Regions from separate parts of the Homo sapiens genome. Here region 2 is linked to region 1. A link is an interaction called in ENCODE POLR2A ChIA-PET data of the cell type or tissue named here. Cell type or tissue: endothelial cell of umbilical vein. All regions are shown on one strand. Links, peaks and the distances in the headings refer to the core of each region. The heading gives the core; the rest is flanking DNA. Region 1 has its middle 26 kb from the start of CBX7. Region 2 has its middle 8.6 kb from the start of PDGFB.

Evidence for each region. Peaks named below come from ENCODE experiments on the same cell type or tissue, not always from the same donor. Only the 100,000 strongest peaks of a DNase experiment are listed, where the experiment ranks them.
Region 2: POLR2A ChIA-PET joins it to region 1 with 11 read pairs; 15 of 35 experiments call an interaction of 5 or more read pairs at or near these places.

Annotation. Positions count from the first base shown.
Region 1 is chr22:39,177,041-39,179,941 of GRCh38, reverse strand. No RefSeq gene overlaps it. Among named protein-coding and RNA genes, the nearest start is that of CBX7, 26 kb to the right of the region's middle. In endothelial cell of umbilical vein, for the core only: no CTCF peak of the experiment used is centred there; a DNase peak (open chromatin) is centred at 1,551; H3K27ac peaks cover 2,500 bases.
Region 2 is chr22:39,252,176-39,255,076 of GRCh38, reverse strand. No RefSeq gene overlaps it. Among named protein-coding and RNA genes, the nearest start is that of PDGFB, 8.6 kb to the right of the region's middle. RefSeq lists enhancers at 1-149, 1-182, 1-233, 150-928 and a silencer at 1,404-1,453. In endothelial cell of umbilical vein, for the core only: no CTCF peak of the experiment used is centred there; DNase peaks (open chromatin) are centred at 1,436 and 1,736; H3K27ac peaks cover 2,500 bases.

The sequences.
Region 1 (2,901 bases), core at 319-2,818:
GTCCCCAGCTGGCCCCTGCCTGCTCAGCTTTGCCGGGTGGAAGTCTCGGATTTATCACCGGGCATCACCACCTCGACCTGTCCAGCCTCAGTGCCTGTCTTCCCTGCTCCATCCCACCCCAAACCTGCCATCCCCAGCTGGCCCCATCAGTTTCAGTAGCTCTGTCCTTCCAAGTGCTAGGGCCCAAACCTTGGAATAGGCCTTGACCTTCTCTTTCCTTTACCACCACCCTTCATCAGATAGGCCGTACTGCTGTTGGCTCCGCCTTCTGTTCCTCGCCCTCACCAGGGCTGCTGGCCCAGCCTAGCCCCACCAGCTCCCCTCCTACAGGCTGCTTAAGCCTAAGTCAGATCATGTGTTTCTCTGCTCAGACCCTCCCCGGCTCCTGCTCCGGTCCTCACTCAGAGCCGCAGCTCAGGTGCTTACAAAGGCCTGCAAGGACCTATGGGATTTCACCCTGACTCTGTCTGCTTGGGCCCCCTCTGCTGACAGCCCTCCTCCTGCAGAGCCCAGCCTCAGTGGGCTCACTCCCTCACTTCCTTCAGTCTGTGAGGCCCTCCCTGGTCACCCCACATCAAGCTACCCCCACCTCTGGACCCTGCCCCATCCTTCCGCACAGCACCAACTTCTATTCCCTTTACTCATTGGTTGCTTTCCTGCCCATTTCCCTGCATTTGAATGGAAGCTGCACAGTGCCTAGCGTGTGGATGGTATTCAAGAAGTAGTTGTTGAATTGAATAAATGAATGAGTGAATGAATGGCTGACCATTCCCTGTGTTCTTTCCTGAGGAATGCCCACTTGGCTAAGAATCTCTCTCCACCCGGCACTCCAGACTTGTAGCGAGTTGAAGCTAGCCTATCTTCCCCACGCTATACTTAAACTGAGCTCGTGCAACCAGCGGACCCTCCAACCACCACCGGCCATATTTCCCACCAGGACCACATCCCCTGTCCCCAGCCTCTGTGTGAGCCGTCACCTCCTCCCTGAAGGCCTCCTGATTCATCCATGTCTCCCTCTCTCCGGTGCCCTCCTGAGGGGGCCTCATGACTGGTGACTCTCCCACCCTCCTGATGGACGGTTAACTCGCCAAGGGCTCCGTCTCCTTCATTTCTGTAACCCCGGCACTCAGCAGAGCCTCTGCACACAGCAGGCGCCCACTCAGTGTTTGCTAACTGGAGTTGAACATTTGCCTTAGTTTTATGTTTAGTCTTTTCTGTTGGCCTTATTTTATTTATTTATTTATTTATTTTTGAGACAGGGTCTCACTATGTTGCCCAGGCTGGTCTCAAACTGTCAGGCTCAAGTGATCCTCTTGCCTCAGCCTCCTGAGGAACTGGGATTACAGGTGTGAGCCACCATGCCCAGTGAGTTTATTTTATTTTAGTCATGTTCATTTGTTTTCTAGTTCATCTTTAGTTTGATTTTTACAACATTTATTCTCCTTTTTCTGATTACAAAACGAACGTGCTCATTGCCAAAAACATTGAAAATACACCGTAAATACACAGGAAATAGGAAATTACTCATGATTTGGCTGCGCAGAGATCACTGTGATTAGCATTTGGTGGGTCACTTTGACTTCTTCTCATTGTGCACTTTCCCTTTTAGTAAATCTTACACTGGGACCATTTCTTATGTCCTCACTCTTCTTCAAAGGCCTCGTATTTGATGGCTGCATAATATTCCATTTCGTCATTTTATCATTATTTAATCAAGCGTGCCACACACAGATGATCGTGACACCCCCTGTGCCCATCCTCCTCCACAGACACAACCCCTGGCCACCCCCGCATCTGTAAACACACCCGGCCGTGCCGCAGTGGCCCCTAAGCCTCACAATTGAGGTGATTTCCCAGAGGAGGCTGAACAATGCCCTGGACATGTGGACCCAGCAGGGTGGGGTTCCAGCCTTTTCCTCCTACTGTCCCTCAGACAGACAGAGAGACAGACAGATGGCCAGCCAGCCAGACAGGCAGACAGGACAGGCGGGTGGGACAGGCGGGTGGGACAGGCAGGCGGGACAGGCAGGCAGGAGGCACCAGGGGAAGGCGGAGGCAATAGCGTTGGGGGTGTCTGGCCTTTTGGGGGGGTCAAGTGGTAGGGAGATGGGGTCCTTGGGAGCAGGGCCCTGGCCTGGATGGGAGCTGAACTCTGCAGGGTGAGCCCTAGAGAAGAGCAGGTAACAGGGAGGGACTTCCTCTGCTTAATCCTCTCAAGGGCAGGCAGAAGGAGGTGACTGATGGTCTCAGAACCAAACAGTTGAATTTCAGAATCCTGGGACCACAGAGGACTGATGAGGCTGGCCCCAGGGACCACATCCTCTAACCCTGTGATGATCAAGTGGAGGTGCAGAGGCCCAGGGACTTCTCAGGCCTCCTGACTCCAGCAAAGAGCTGCTCCTGCCTCTCGCTGTGGCCTGGACCAGGTTGCTCTGGTCCCTGTGCCCAGAGCCACCGTGAGCTGTTGAAGTGGGAAATGGGGCCTGCAGTGCAGATGGAGCTGGAGTTCCCAGGACTGGGCAGGGGCTTGGGGTGGTCCTCGAGCCAGCAGGAGAGGGGAGGGAGAGGGTGGGAGGCTAGAGACTGGCAGCCCAGATGCATCCATCCCACTGCAGCCCCTCCTGCCTGTCCCCTCCCGGCCCTGGAAGACCCCTCCAGGCTCCCCAAGGGCAGAGGGCAGCATGGGGAGCGGGCTTGGTCTCCTGCAGAGTGGAGGTCTCTGAAGCCTCCAGCTCCCAGCTTCTCCCCAGACTGCTCTGGGCCTGAAACTAGGGGGCGTTTGCAGAAAAACATGGAAAAGAATTACCCTAGTTTCTGGTGGTTTTGCAGAACAGCAAGTCCCCGGATTCCCGGGTCAGCTTGACCGAGCTAGCTGTGGGATCTTGGACAAGGACCCCTTTC
Region 2 (2,901 bases), core at 136-2,635, 75 kb before region 1:
TTGGTCTGGCTGCTGGGGCAGGCAGTTCCGGGGTGACCTCATCGCCTTGAAAGGAGGGCAGCAGGGGCAGGAAACGGAGGACACATCAGAGAGACTAAATTTAGAGCGTTTGATTCAGCCCGGGCGGGACAATATTCCTGGAGTCCCCATTGTTTGTGAGGGGCCAGAGGGCAGGCTGCCCGTTGAATGCTGGGTCTGAGCCATGCCAAGCTGTCTGGGCATGCAGGGGTCGCGGGCGGTGGGTGCGGTGAACCCCCCACCTGGAGAGAAAGCTGGGCCAAGGGTCAGGGCAGATGAGGTGGGGTGCGAGCTCTGGGGGTGCTGCCCTTCTGATAAGGCCAAAGGTGTAGAGGGCGATGCCTCAAAGAGGAAGAGGGGTCTTTGCTCTCCTGATAACACGCCCTCTGCAGCGTGCCCCTCATAATAGCCAGGACAGGCGTTATCCTCCCCCTCCTCTGCCATTGCCCAGGCAGGGGTCTGAGGTTCGGCTGGGAGACTAAGTTGCTGAAGGCCACGTGGAGGATAATGCCCCAGCTCCCAGCCCAGGTCAGCAGCACCAGCTGTGCCCCCCGCCCTTTGTCCTACGACCAGGACAGGCCCTGCCCCCACACATCGCCCTGCTGCCCCCCACCAGGCCTAGCAGCTGCGGGTGGACAGGAGAGGGTGACTTGCCCTGCACAGACTCCAGAACCCATTGCCATGGCAACCTGGGGTCCAGGCTTGTGATGCTCTGGAGATGAGCCCGGAGCCGAGGACGTGGGTGAGGATGCAGGGGCGCTGGCTTTTGCCCCCTGGCCTGCGAGCACCAGAGATGGGCCAGCAGCCCGGCCAAGCTGCCTGGGCTGGTCACACTGGCTTGGCCGGAGGTCTTCCAGGGTGTCCTGTTTCTGTGCCCACGCTTCAGGCCACACTGCAGCGGGCGCCAGAGGAGGCTGCAGATTGTCCTGGATTCAGGGCCACCCTGGTGGGTGAAGGCTCTGCAGTCCCTGTGCTCAGGACCCTCCTGCTCCTGTCCAAGCCCCCTTCCTCCCTTCCCGCAAGTCCCACTGAGGCTCAGGGAACCCCTTGGGCCATCTGCCCTGGAAATGGGGAGAGGGGACTGGAAGTTCCAGTGGGCTGGTTCTGTCCACCACTGTGTGTCAGGCACAGGCAAAGGCCCCAGGGATGTTCAGAGCTCACCCCCGCCCTCCTTTCCTCTCTCCAGCTGCAGGAGGACCTGGGGAAGGAAGGCAGCCCCCACCCCGTGTATGCCAGATGAGTAAACCAAGGGTCTGAGCTGGGAAGAGGCCTGCCTGGGACCAGGCACAGGGCAGCAGCTTCACCCATCAGCCTGGGCCCTGCCCACTGCAGTCCCGGCCCCTCGCGGTCGCTCCCTGCAGCCCACTGCCCTGCCGGGGCGGCGGCCCGGGCGCTCGCTGCTCCTGTTGATTTCACGTCATGACTCATGTTATCATGTTCTCAGGAGCTGAGTAACCACCTGGGTTATTTATACCCTGGCTTGGCAGGCTTCCTTCCCTCCTCCCAGAACTCGGGCAGGGAGGACGGGGTGGGGGTGGGGAGGAACCTGGGAGGGGGACGTGGACTAGAAGAAGGCAGCTGAGCACCCCCACGTCCCCTCCCCTGGGGCACCACCCCCGTAAGGCACCCCAAAATAACCATGCCTATTTCAGCATAACAGGATGGGCCTGCCTCGATGGCATGGACCTATAGGTGTTATGATGGTCTGGGGAGGGGGGAGTTCCTTTCCCGAGCGAGTCACCCGTCTGGAAAAATAAAGAAGGAAAAAGCTGAAAAATTTTCCTTCCATCAAAACAGGAAGGAGCTGGGGAGGGGGATGGACAGGGAGATGAGGCTTGGAGGCTGAGGTGCATCCTCCCCTCCCCCACTGGTGGTCTTTAGGGAAGGGAAGCCCCGGCGCCTGGGGTCTCTAGCCTGCTCGGCTGGGGCCGGCGCCCTGGGTGTCTCCCGAGTGGGACATTGCTGGCTGCCAGGGGGTGTTTTCATCCTCCCTTCCTCCCGGGCCAGTGTACATTGGTTTACACCCACAATGCCTGTGTGCACGCAGGCCCCCCAGTCGCCCTTCACACCGCATCACACAGGCACGCTCACCCTCCCTGCACGCCCCCACCAGATCCCACATGGGAAAATATCTCACTCACACTGGTGGGTGGGATGGGGGGATCTGTCTTTCTGGCTTAATTCATTCTTCCCTCCCTTTGAGCACTTTCCTGGGAGTGCTGTGACTTCAGTTCAAACCCAGCTCCACCTCTAACCAACAGGGTGATGTTAGAGAAGTCACTTTCCCTCTCTGAGCCTCAGTTTTCCCATCTGTAAGAGGGGTATGATCCTTCCCATGCCGCTTGCTTCCCTTTGAGGCAGATTGTGCGACTGAATGAGGTTTGTGCCTCAGGTGCCTCAGCCAAGTGGGAGGAAGGTAACCACAGCTCCCATGTATGGAGTGCTCCGTTTGTGCCAACCCCCTTCATTCATTTGCTAGCTTAACCCCATTACCAAATGGGACAGGTTCCAGAATCACACTCACCCAGGGTCCCACAGCTGGGAGGGGGCGTGGTGAGCACTGTCGTTATCCAAGGAAGAACAGGGAGGTCCCCTGGTGCCCCAAGGGGGAAGGGGCAGAGGAAAGCCCATCCTCCATGGAACACCCCTTCCACCTGGGACCATCGATGATAACTCTGTGGCTTCAGCAGGGACGTGCCCCATGGCCAGAGCACATCTGTGCCCGGGGAGCACGTACTATGCCCATGGCTGCGGTGGTTCCTATTAAGACTCTTAGTCACTCATGCCGGCTGCCCTCTGTTTGCTTATTGACTTATATAACCACGGCCCCAGGGTGTTTATACAGTCGTCTGGGTCTTTCCGACTGTCTACCTGCCTGCCTGC